2 separate regions of the Mus musculus genome follow, and region 2 is linked to region 1. The links are chromatin loops, found by intact Hi-C in ENCODE. Cell type or tissue: heart. All regions are shown on one strand. Each heading gives the region's core, and the rest is flanking DNA. Links, peaks and the distances in the headings are about the cores only.

Region 1 (5,373 bases), core at 306-5,305:
TCTCAGTTTGAACCTCTGATGAGTGACAGCATACCTGTGGCCACAAGGGGGTGGCAGTGCTAACACTCACCCCTCTGTTACCTGGCCCTTTGCAGGATTAAAGTCACCTTGGCACAGGCTTTGGCACATGCCCCTTGATCAATACACTGCATTTCTCTCCCTGCACTGGAGCTGGGAAGGGTAGGCCTCAGGTTCCCTAGGTTATGCAATGGACACAGGGAAGGGCTTGGATGACTTAAGCTCTGAGACCACACAGCTGGCACCCAGCTGGGCCAAGGAGATCATCGCAGTGTCAGAGGAAGCAAGCAGGCAGGACTGGGAACTGCAGTTGATCAGGGGTGTTTCTGACCGACTCCACCTCCCAGCCGAGGCTCAGATGCACAGCAACAACTGAGCTTCAGAGGCTCCTGGATGGAGCTGGGGATCAGGCCCTGGGTCTCATGGCCCAGCTGCAGGAGCTCTGAAAAGAAGGTTCTCTGAGCCTTGGGTCTTTCATTCCAAGAGTTCATGTCTCTCCTGGCATCTTGGACTACTATGGGACACACACAGAGAAGACATACGTGTTCATGGGGGAAGGAGGCACCTCCCAGCAACTTCTATAGCAGGTCACTATCACTTTCCAGGGAACTGGATCCCAATGCCCTTCCTACCTTGAGGCTATCTCTCTTTACAGTGCTCAGAGGGACAGGGAAATACCACCAATACCCTATGGGCTATAAGCTTCAACTACCAGAGGCTAGTTCCAACCTGGCCAGCATGGCTTTTCCTTAGGATCCTTGCACAGATACCTACCTCTGGGAAGCTTTTTCTTGGATGTTCTTTGAACCCGGACTTCAAACCCCACTCCCCTAACTTCAGCTTTCAGTTCACGAGTCGCCCCTGCAGAAGGCTGAGCTTGCCAGCTGTGGAAGACAAGAGGATGCTATCCATTGTTGCCTTTGAAGGTTCATCTCTTCCTGAAATTCCTATTTACTTGCTAAGGTGTCCTGAATACATCACTGAACACTTAGCTTCAATCAGCCTAAATTTTAGACCAAATCCCACAACTCCTTCCAGTCTGATTTTCTTGTGTCAAAAAGAGATCGATAGCCCATGGACGGCAACAATGTATCGCTGAAGGGTTGTCCAAAACCAAGATGGAGGTGGTATGGTGGCCCTTTTTTTTTTCTGGCCCCAACGATCAGGAATGGAGGGCAGGCAGACCCTTAAATTTTCTTCTAACTAAAGCCCAAAGGGAACTCTGATCATTGTGCCTGTTCAGATGTGCTATGTGCCCTGCGCAAGGCCATATGGGTATAATCAAAGCTTCTGAGATGTAGTAAATTGCTAGGTAGAGGTCACCATCCAGCTAGGGACAGACCCAGATTTGAGCCCCACATCTCAGACCTGAGTGGTTGGCACACTCTGGCTCTCTGGAGTCTCCTGGAAGACCAGGACACAATTCTGACTGCTTTATTAAGATTTCACCATGGATATTTGTTGGTGGAAGGGCCACACACATTGCAAAGCCTTTCCTGTTGTTCCCGTGACCACAAGGAAACAGAAGCATCCTACACTTGGCATATAGAGAAGAGACAGGCCCAGAAAACTTAAGGAACTTGCCTCAAATCACATGGCCTCAAAAGTCTAAAACGAGGATCTCCAGGCAGACAACTGCAGATCAGACAATCAGACACTGACAGACTGCAGTATCTAGTGGTATTCTGGCTGTTCCTAGCAGCACCCACATCTTTGGGCCTGCCTGACATGCTGGACAGATGGTCCTGATCCTGGGCCCGAGTGCTGTCCAAGAGTAAGCAGGGCCAGGTCCCTTAGGAGCCCCATCTTGGGAAGGCATGTGAGGCTTTGCCAAATGCAGGGCAGAAGCTCTGCTCTGGGGAAGGGGGACGAAGGCTCCTTATGTTGAAGGGAAGAACTTCCCAGCATTCCTCAACCTCACCCATGAAAGCTCTATATCCTAGAACTGGCCGTGCACACACATGTGTATGAGGGCCAAAGCACTCGTACATAAACAGTTACATGTGTGCCTCTGCATAGTGCTCCTCTGGTGCTCACCCTGGTGCCTGCCCCCAGCACCTAGGATGCTAGAATGCTGTGATTCCACATCTCCCATTGAGACCCGTTCTGCTCTCTACCAGGCTTTGCTGGATCTTTCCCTCAATCTCTCCACACACCAAAGGAATTCTTTCTCTTCATCTGCCTGTCTCTTTCCTATCCCTCTTTTTCCTCATGAAAGTCTGTCTCTCTCAGTAGGCCTTAAAGTCTCTGACTTTCTAGAGACATTAGAAGGTGGCCTTGTCTTGGATGCTAGCGAGTAGGCTTTGGGGATGAGTGTTGGTTGTGTGTGTAATGTATGCTTCTGCCGGTTGTGTGTGGCTGTGTGGCTGTGTGGCTGTGTGGCTGTGTGGCTGTGGGCTGTGGGCTGCGTGCCCTGCCCAAGGTGGTGTGTCTGTTGAAGTGTATGTGCCATCTACTGATTTTGTGTATGATGTGTGATGGTTAGACATGTGTTGGGCATCTATGTGAGTCTGACTTGTGCGTCTGGGATGCACATGTTGACTTTGTGTGTTTGCTGAAAGGTGTGCTGGTGTGTTGCGACGATGTGTATGGGTCATGTGTGCACAAGCACTTTGTAGGCTCTGCTTGTGTTCGGCATTGGGCAAGGGGATTTGTCGGCAGTTGACATTGAGAAAAGGAGGCTGAAACCGCGGTGTGGCGCTGTGGCGGAGGCCGGCAGGCGTGTGGCCAGGGCCCTGTAGGGCCGCGAGAACCGGGGATCCCGAGCTGTCGAACAGAGTGAAGGGATCCCCCGAGGAGTCCGGATGCAAGCATGGGGGTGCAGAAGAGGAGAGTGAACATTTGGCTGTGGGAGGTGGGGTCAGGTGCTCCCGATGGCTTGAAGGGTAGGGGGACTGTTGTGAAGAAGAGAGCGACTGGGAGGACAGGACGGAGCCGGAGCCGGGAAGAACTTGCGGCCCCGGGGGCCTGGCCAGGCGGGCGCCAGCCGAATAGTTGAAAGGCGGCCGCTGCCTCTCCTCACAGCTCCCCATTGCGCCCCTGAGGGCTCTGGCGGGGCGCAGACCTGAACCAGTCGGGCTCACCTAGGGGCCTCGGGTCACTAAAGGGGCCCCACGGTACGACGCCTGGTCTTCTGTGAGTCTCCTGGGCGGCCTGGGCTGTCCTTCCAGAATCGGCTATCCGAGCCACGTAACCCAGAAACTAGGCACTCTGAATGCGAGCCCCACCCAGCCTCCCGGGCTGCGACCGCCTAAGCCTAGCTACCCAAGACCAGAGCTCTGGTGCACCAAGTCCCCGACCTTGCCCAGTGTCACCCCTTCCCAGTTATCACGCTGGAGCGGCCGCTCCAGTTCTGTGGCGTCGTCAGAAACAGAATTTGCTGAGTTTCGGTGATCTTCCCAACCAAATAAAAAAAAACACAAGTGCAGACAGCCTGCCGGGCAAGGGATACGTCCCTCTCAGGCCCCCAAGAACAGTGTTTGCGTGTGGTCATGGAAAAGGAGTTAAAGTCACAACTGGGGCCCAGATCACCCGTGGCTAGTTTCCCGGGACACCCACATTTTGTGCGAGAACTGTCATAGCATCCAATGATCCTCAGCTACAGAGGCTTGGGATCAGGAACACGTAGGTTCCAAGTGAAGTCAGATCTAATCCCTACTCTGTCCCTTCATTAGCTGTGTATCCCGCTACCTCTCTGGGCTACGGGAGTCCCCCAAAAAACTGTAGAAATCTGGGTTTGAGCGAAGGAGAGACACAGCCTGCACGCACAAGTAACGCTCAACACAGCAGATCCCAAGAACAGACTATTCTACCACAGCCCGCCAGTGCCCTAGATGGTGACCCAGTGCCCTCCCCCGCCCCCTGTGATCGAGACCACACGTTAGCTGGATCAGAACATTGATCCGCAAAGGACCAAGTCAAGGGCCCGCTATAGACATCACTTTCGCTTGAATAGACAAGGAACCCCAGTTACTGCAACCGCCATTAAGAAGCGGAATCCACCACCCGGCCGCAAATTTCTGCCTCACTGTGTTTACAGCGGCTTCCAAATCTGGACGTCAAACCAGTGGGCTGCTCAGATACAGCGAACACCTATTGATCACTTTCTGTGTACACGCCGAGTCTAGAAAGAGAATTGGGAAATGGGGCAAAGAAAGGGCTGCTGAAAGAAAAAAAATTAAGCAGAAAAATGAACGGACCCGGTACTGGAAGGAAACCCCAGCCCAAGACTGCCTCCAAAGGCCAAGGCGCTTGCGGGCGGGGGTCCCAGGGAGGCTCGGGAGGGGGAAGAGGAGGCGCGCCCGCCTCGCCTGCAGCTACCGCCTAGCTGGAGCCACTGCGCGTCTGCAGAACGCGAACCGTTGCTCATTACAGCAATTATGTTGCTCTAAATTTGCCTCGACCCTAAATTGCTAAACTCAGAGGAGGCAGAAGGAGACACAGAATCCTACCCCGCCATTGCTCTATTCTGAGTGAGGAAAGGGAGAATACAGCGCCAGTTGCAAACGCAGTCGCCAGGAATATTCTGCAGTATCCAGTACAGGTTAACACATTCCCCAAATTCTAACAGAGGTTAATGAGGATTCTCAGACCCTTTCCCCGGTGAGAAAACTGAAGTACAGCAAGATAGCATGACCTTGCCTGCATATGAAAAGGTCACACAGGCTCTGAGGCAGGTTAGACCACGGATGAACTGAGACCCACGAAGAGACTGCTCTGAATCAGTCTCCTGGGCCTTTCTAGAAAGGAGACCAGTATATCACTGGGGTCGGGGTGTACTGTACAAGGCTGTCCCTAAACTGCTTAATCTGTGTGGCTGACAGCAAGAAGGATGCACATCTAAGCTTCCAAGTGCCTCTACAGAGCATGTGGTTCGAGATCCCAACCTTGAAGGTGTGGTTATTCCATCAGGACCCAGGTCCTAGATTTGCTTCCAGAGGCCCAGAGACTGAGGGTCACTTCCTGAATCCTCCAGACTGTCCCAGTTGTAGGACCAAGATCCAGCGACAGGCTTCTTCTTCTTCTTCTTTTAGGGAAGAGGGTGTGACAAATAGCCAGAGAAACGGAGCCTTAACTCCAAAACAGCAGGCTGAAGGACCCAAGACCACCTCTGGAGCTGCTTGGAGCCAGTGCCTAACACTTCCACGCCTACAGGAAGCTTCAGTCTCTCACGAAATTCCCAGGCCAAACTGAGCCTGGGAGCAGACACAATTTCTATGCTTTAATTGTGGAGACCTTCATACCTCCCAAGTCCAACACCAGGTACTAGGGTTCTGGGTTCCCCCTCTTGACAGCTCTGGACTAGGTTGCCCAGGGCTCTCTTACATTTGGATATTCAAACTTCAACCATCTGGG
Region 2 (5,373 bases), core at 165-5,164, 380 kb after region 1:
TCACACATGCTCCTGTCCTTCCTCAACTCCTGTCTTGTTGCCATGACAGAATGCCCAAGAAAACGCTAAAGAAGGAAGAGCCTTTGCTTTGGCTGGTGGTCTCAGGGCTTGCTGTCCTTGACGGCAGAGGAGGCAGGGCAACAGGAGCAGAAGGCGGCTGATCAAGTTGCATCCAGTCAGGAAGCAGAGATAACTGCTGGTGCTCAGCCTGCTCCCTCCTTATCCACTCTGGGACTCCAGCCATGGTATTATTGTTTGTATTTACAATGGGCTGCTACCATTTCAATTAGCCCTTACTGGATAATCCCCTATTCCTGGAGGTCTGTTTCCATGGTGATTCTAAATCCCATCAAGTTGACAGCTAAGATGAACTGCCACACTCCCTGACTTTCATGGGACTGGACAGGGAGGCTTCAGTAGCCTCTCCAGGTGGGGATAGACCAGGAATCATTCAAGATGCAGCAAAGTCAGGCCCACAGAGGATACTTTGGCCTCCCTGCCTGTCTTAGGTTAAGGCCCTGGAGGGGTCCAAATGACCGTAGGTTGCACACAGTGCATATGTATTCAGGGTCACCATAGACAAAGGGTTGACCAATATGGTAGCTCCAGGAGCTACAGGTGGTAGTGGGAGGGTTGAGGGGCAGCCCTGTATTCCTCAGCAAGGGTCCCCAGTTGAAGACATAGGGTAGCAGCTTCCCGGGGTTCAGGCATATTCCAGGTACATGATTCCTCCCCACATCATGGGTGAGGCCAGGTATCCTCAGACCTCCAAGTTCATGTTAGGGCAACAGCCAAGAACCGGGGATCCTGGGAGAGCAAGTAATTCCTAAAGACTCTCCTGAGCCTAAAACTGGGCCAGATACTGTTTACTTTTTCTGCACATCCCTGACTCCGAAAGAATTAAGCAATTAACCTGCACACCCATGTGTGGTGTGAATAGTGTGAGACTCTAACACTTTGGTGTTTGAATCTCTGGAACACCAGGAACTTAATTAGTTTGCTGCAACCAAGAGGCACAGATTTGGTGGTTTAAACAACAGGAAAGCCCAATTGATCGCCAGCCTGAGGCTGGAGACCTGGCCATGGCCAGGGCTGGCTGGTTCCTTCTGAGGACTGTGATGGCCAAGTGGCTGTCAGGCTTATGGAGGCATCTTGCCCATCCTCAGATGAAGTTCTTGCTGTGTGCATGTCCCTATGTCCAAATGTCCTTCTAAGACACCAGCCACTGGAGCCTGTCCTTCCTCCAGCATGGCCTCATTTTTTACTAATGACATCTGCAGTGGCCCAGTTTCCAAACAAGGTCACATCCTGATGTGCTGGGGGGTTAGGACTTCAGTGTAGCAATGGCACTCTGTGTGTGTGTGTGTGTGTGTGTGTCCAACCCATGTTAGTAACTGATTTTTTACTTAGATTTCTTGTCAAAATACCCCTGGCCATTTGAACAACTGTCATGGAGGGAATGTTGTTTACCACAAACCCCATCTCTACTCTCCATTTCCCATGACTGTGCCATACATATTATGGGCTGGGTACCATTGAAGGGTGAAGGAGGACATTAATGAACAGAGGTGAGAGTGCCACTCTCCTGCCACCCTCACAGAAACGCAACGGCAAGGAGCACCTTAGCCTTCCATGTGCCCTGCAGGCTCTACTCTGGCCTCCTGGGTCACTACTTCTAGCATGGCAGCAAAGCCTGTGAGGTGAGCACAGTCACCCCATTGGCACCGTGCAGAGGAGGAAAGCGAGGCAAGGTGGCAGCAACAGCCGGACAGTGTCTGACCTCAACTAGGTCAGTTCGCTGTAAGGCCTGTACTGCACAATGCAAACCCAGGGCAGCAGGAGAGAGGGGCAAGAAGGGAGAGGTGTGGGCATGGACACTACGGGTGTCTCTGACTAGGACACCAAACACATCGGGCCTACCCGTATGACCAGTTTAAACCTACTTTCCTTGGTAAAGGGCCTTGTCTCCAGTTTGTAGCAGGAGGGTCATAAATTAGTGCATCAGCACAACTCAGTCCTAAATAAACACTAGCTAGTGCCAGAATGTTTTAACCGCCCTAAAGAGAACCCTGGGCCCATTAAGCATTCACATGTCCATTCTCCTCCCCTGTGCCTGGCAGCTGGCTATCTGCTTTCTGTCTTTCGGGACCTGTCCAGTCTAGATGACTCACACAGAATCGTACAGTCATGTAATACATGCACTACATGGCCTTTTCTGTCTGCTATTGTTCACACAGCTCAAGGTTCACAGAGCCATCTGTTTTCCTCCATACTGGAGATTGAACCCAGGACTCTGGGTATACTAGAAAGCTAGGGCCATACTCTCTCAGTAGCCAGAGTCACAAATAACCAGGACCCTTGGGACTTTGCACCAGGTCAGACTGCTACTGTTGTGTGGCTGCTCCCATGTGCACCCCCCTGGCCAAGTAAGTACAGAGCACCTGAAGTGCCAGGAACTGCTAGGAATATTCCTCAGTCTGACTTGTCCATAAGGGAAATCTCAGTGTGGATACTGAACCCAGAGTTGTAGACGATACCCAGTAAGCTTGCTAAGTAACCAAGCAAATTGGGGTGGGGACAGAACCGTTCTCTCCACACAGACTTGCAAGAGGGCTTGAGGAGGCTAAGGTGCAAAAGTGCCTGGTTCTCTGGCAGGGAAACTCCAAGGATTCCCAAGCGCCCAGGCAGAGCAGCCACAGGCCCTTGCCACCAGGCCAGACCATGTTTCTGAGCTTGTGAATGGTGATGCTGCCATCTGCTGGCGAATCGGAAACTTGCAAGAAAAGCAGCCAAGGCAGAAGAGCACCAGCTAGCTCGCAGTCAGAGACACCATCAAGCTGAAAGAACGCATGCTGGACCAGACATTTACACAGGCATTCAGAACGCTGGTACCGACAGCAATTTTTGGTTCATTTTTCATAGTTTATTTTTTTCAGCATCACTTACACATCATAAAACTTACATATGGCAAGTACACAACTAGTGATTTTTTAAAAAAATAAACTTATTTTGCAGTGATGGCAAAGGGAGTTATATGGTGGACCCTAAGAGTCTCACCCCTGGCACACATGTCCTTCTATAGAGGTTTTGACAGGGAACTATGTCAGTGACAATTTATGACAGAATAAGGTCACTCGGAAAGATGTGACTAAATACACATCTGAGGAAAGTATTTGTGAGGAGCTAAACCCACTAAGAAAACAGTGCTACCTTGTTGGGGTGCTGATACAATACAGCGCAGGGCAGGGGGTCTCACCAAGCCCTAGCTATTGGACTTCTTTAACCTTCTCTGTATGTGTACGGCTGAGTGTTGTGCCTGTGGAGGCCAGAGGAGGGCGTTAGATACCTTGGAGCTAGAGTTAAAGGTGGTTTTGAACATCCCAATGCAGAGCTGAACTGAACTGGGGTCATATAACTCCAGAGAGTTCTGAGAGGTCCAGGAAAAGGGGTCATGGTCTAATAGACGTGTAGTTAGTAGTCCCGGGATATAGGGAGTAGACGAAGAAGAAGGGGAGAGATCCAGGGCCTGGACTCTGGGACATTTAATGTTCAGATGTAGACTGGAATCAGCAAGGATGAATTCTGAGTCTGAGCCAGTCACTGGAGAAAGGAATAGACCTAGAGAGAAAGGGGGCAATACTTACGCTCAGAGTTGCCCAAATTGGGGATTAAGAATCTGTGGATGCAATAGAGAGGTCACTGAAGAAAAACATTTGAGTGAAGTCCTGGGACTAAGCTCTGAATGATGGGCTCGAAGGAAAAATCAGAGGCTCCATCTAGGGGGCCATATTCCAGTGAAAAAGCCTCACAAAGCACCCACTGGCCAAGTAAGTACTGAGTGTCTGCCAGAGCCTTCGTGGAACATTCCCCAGGATTACACCCCTGCAAGGAGACCAAAGGCCTGCACAGTGGCTTTCTGCATTCTATAGCAATGACACCGGGGGAAGTGAGCAGGGGAGGGGGCTGCAGTTGAACTGGGCAGTCACCAGGTGTAGACATGGGAGCGGGAGTTGGAGGAAAGTTCCTGTTTGCTTCTGTGTTCTCAGAACCACAGCAAGACCACAGGTGGGGTGAGGGGAGAGTTGCGAGAGCCCAAGGAGCTGGAAGAGAGTGGCATGAAGGGCAGCACATGGTGGCTGTGAGAGGGGTGAGGGCTCAGTGGAAGTGTGGTCTGGAGACCGAAGGGCCACTTGTTACCAGCCGGGTACACAGAGGGCAGAGATGGATTGTCCATCAGTGTGATGGATGACCTGGTGGGGGAGTTGTGATACTCAGACTATGGGATGTAGCCTAGCTAACAGTAACAGATGTTAGGATGAGGTGAGGGACCAAGGGCAGATATGACCCATGAAGGTGAGGAGCTACTGGAACGAGAAACAGTTGAGCCAGTGGGAGATGGGAGAAGTGGGAAGGGGCTAACATCCACTGGCAACCATCACATCCCAAGTTCAATCCAGGCACCGGTTATTCAAGGTACCCACACTTTGGCACACCCTTGGACGGGATGTTCAACCCTCATGAAGGTCTGGTTTTGCCTGCTGTGCCAGCCTTGGGGGATGGACTATGGTGTACTGAGTGGCTAGGAAACTGGGAGGGGAACCTGATGTCACTCAGTCGACAGTTCTCTGGTCCTGGCGGTTGTGTGGAATCCTCCTGTCCTTGGCAGGTTCTCTCATCAGGTACTCTGCTTTTCTGAGCTAGAGTTGCTGGAGGTTGTTCTCAAATATTCCCATAGGTAATCTACAGTGTGCTACAAGGTAGCCATTCTCATGTTTGCTTAGACATTCTAGAGACAGTACTATGGACATCATAGGAGCCCCCAGGCCTGAGGGACTGAGCAAACTCAGCCAGGGAGCTCTATAAGGGCAGAAGGTGACCGGGACTTCCCAGTGGGTGCTAGACTACTTCAGGCCTGTAAGGGCTCATCTTATTCTCAGCCAGCCAGTCTAGAGAAAATCCTGGGTGGCCAAGAAGTTGGCTAAGGCCTACCCAGAAGTGGCTGCCAGGTCAGGCTGTTCAGAAGACTCCGAGGCCTCCACTGCAGGCTGGTAACATGACTGGACTCCAGGCTTACAGCCAGGTCAGTGACACATTTCATTTTTGGGTGGTGCTGAGGCTCAAACCCAGGTTCTTCTGCATTGATATGTGATTTTATAGTATTAAGGTCTTAAGATTAATAATGCTTAGAAACTGAGCATGGTGGCACATGCTTTTAATCCCAGCACTCGATAGGCAGACACAGGTGGATCTCTGTGAGTTCAAGGTCAGCCTGGTTTCCTTAGACAGTTCAAGGCTAGCTAGGGCTACATGATGAGACCCTGAAAAAAAAAAAGTATAATATTGGAAAAATTTACAAAATATAAAACATTATAT

The links. Hi-C counts contacts between places; a loop is a spot of excess contacts. Peaks named below come from ENCODE experiments on the same cell type or tissue, not always from the same donor. Only the 100,000 strongest peaks of a DNase experiment are listed, where the experiment ranks them.
Region 2: a loop joins it to region 1, with 4 times the contacts of the local background. A loop is called at or near these places in 5 of 42 quality-filtered maps.

What each region holds. Positions count from the first base shown.
Region 1 is chr5:37,814,320-37,819,692 of GRCm38, forward strand. No RefSeq gene overlaps it. Among named protein-coding and RNA genes, the nearest start is that of Msx1, 7.6 kb to the right of the region's middle. RefSeq lists an enhancer at 4,333-5,326. In heart, for the core only: a CTCF peak has its summit at 2,714; DNase peaks (open chromatin) are centred at 1,792, 2,772 and 3,232; H3K4me3 peaks cover 2,085 bases; H3K27ac peaks cover 522 bases; H3K27me3 peaks cover 4,916 bases.
Region 2 is chr5:38,194,879-38,200,251 of GRCm38, forward strand. Zbtb49 (zinc finger and BTB domain containing 49) reads right to left here. Exons shown (of 8, transcript NM_029162.3): 8 at 5,166-5,373. Among named protein-coding and RNA genes, the nearest start is that of Zbtb49, 23 kb to the right of the region's middle. In heart, for the core only: a CTCF peak has its summit at 2,764 (motif pointing left); a DNase peak (open chromatin) is centred at 2,753.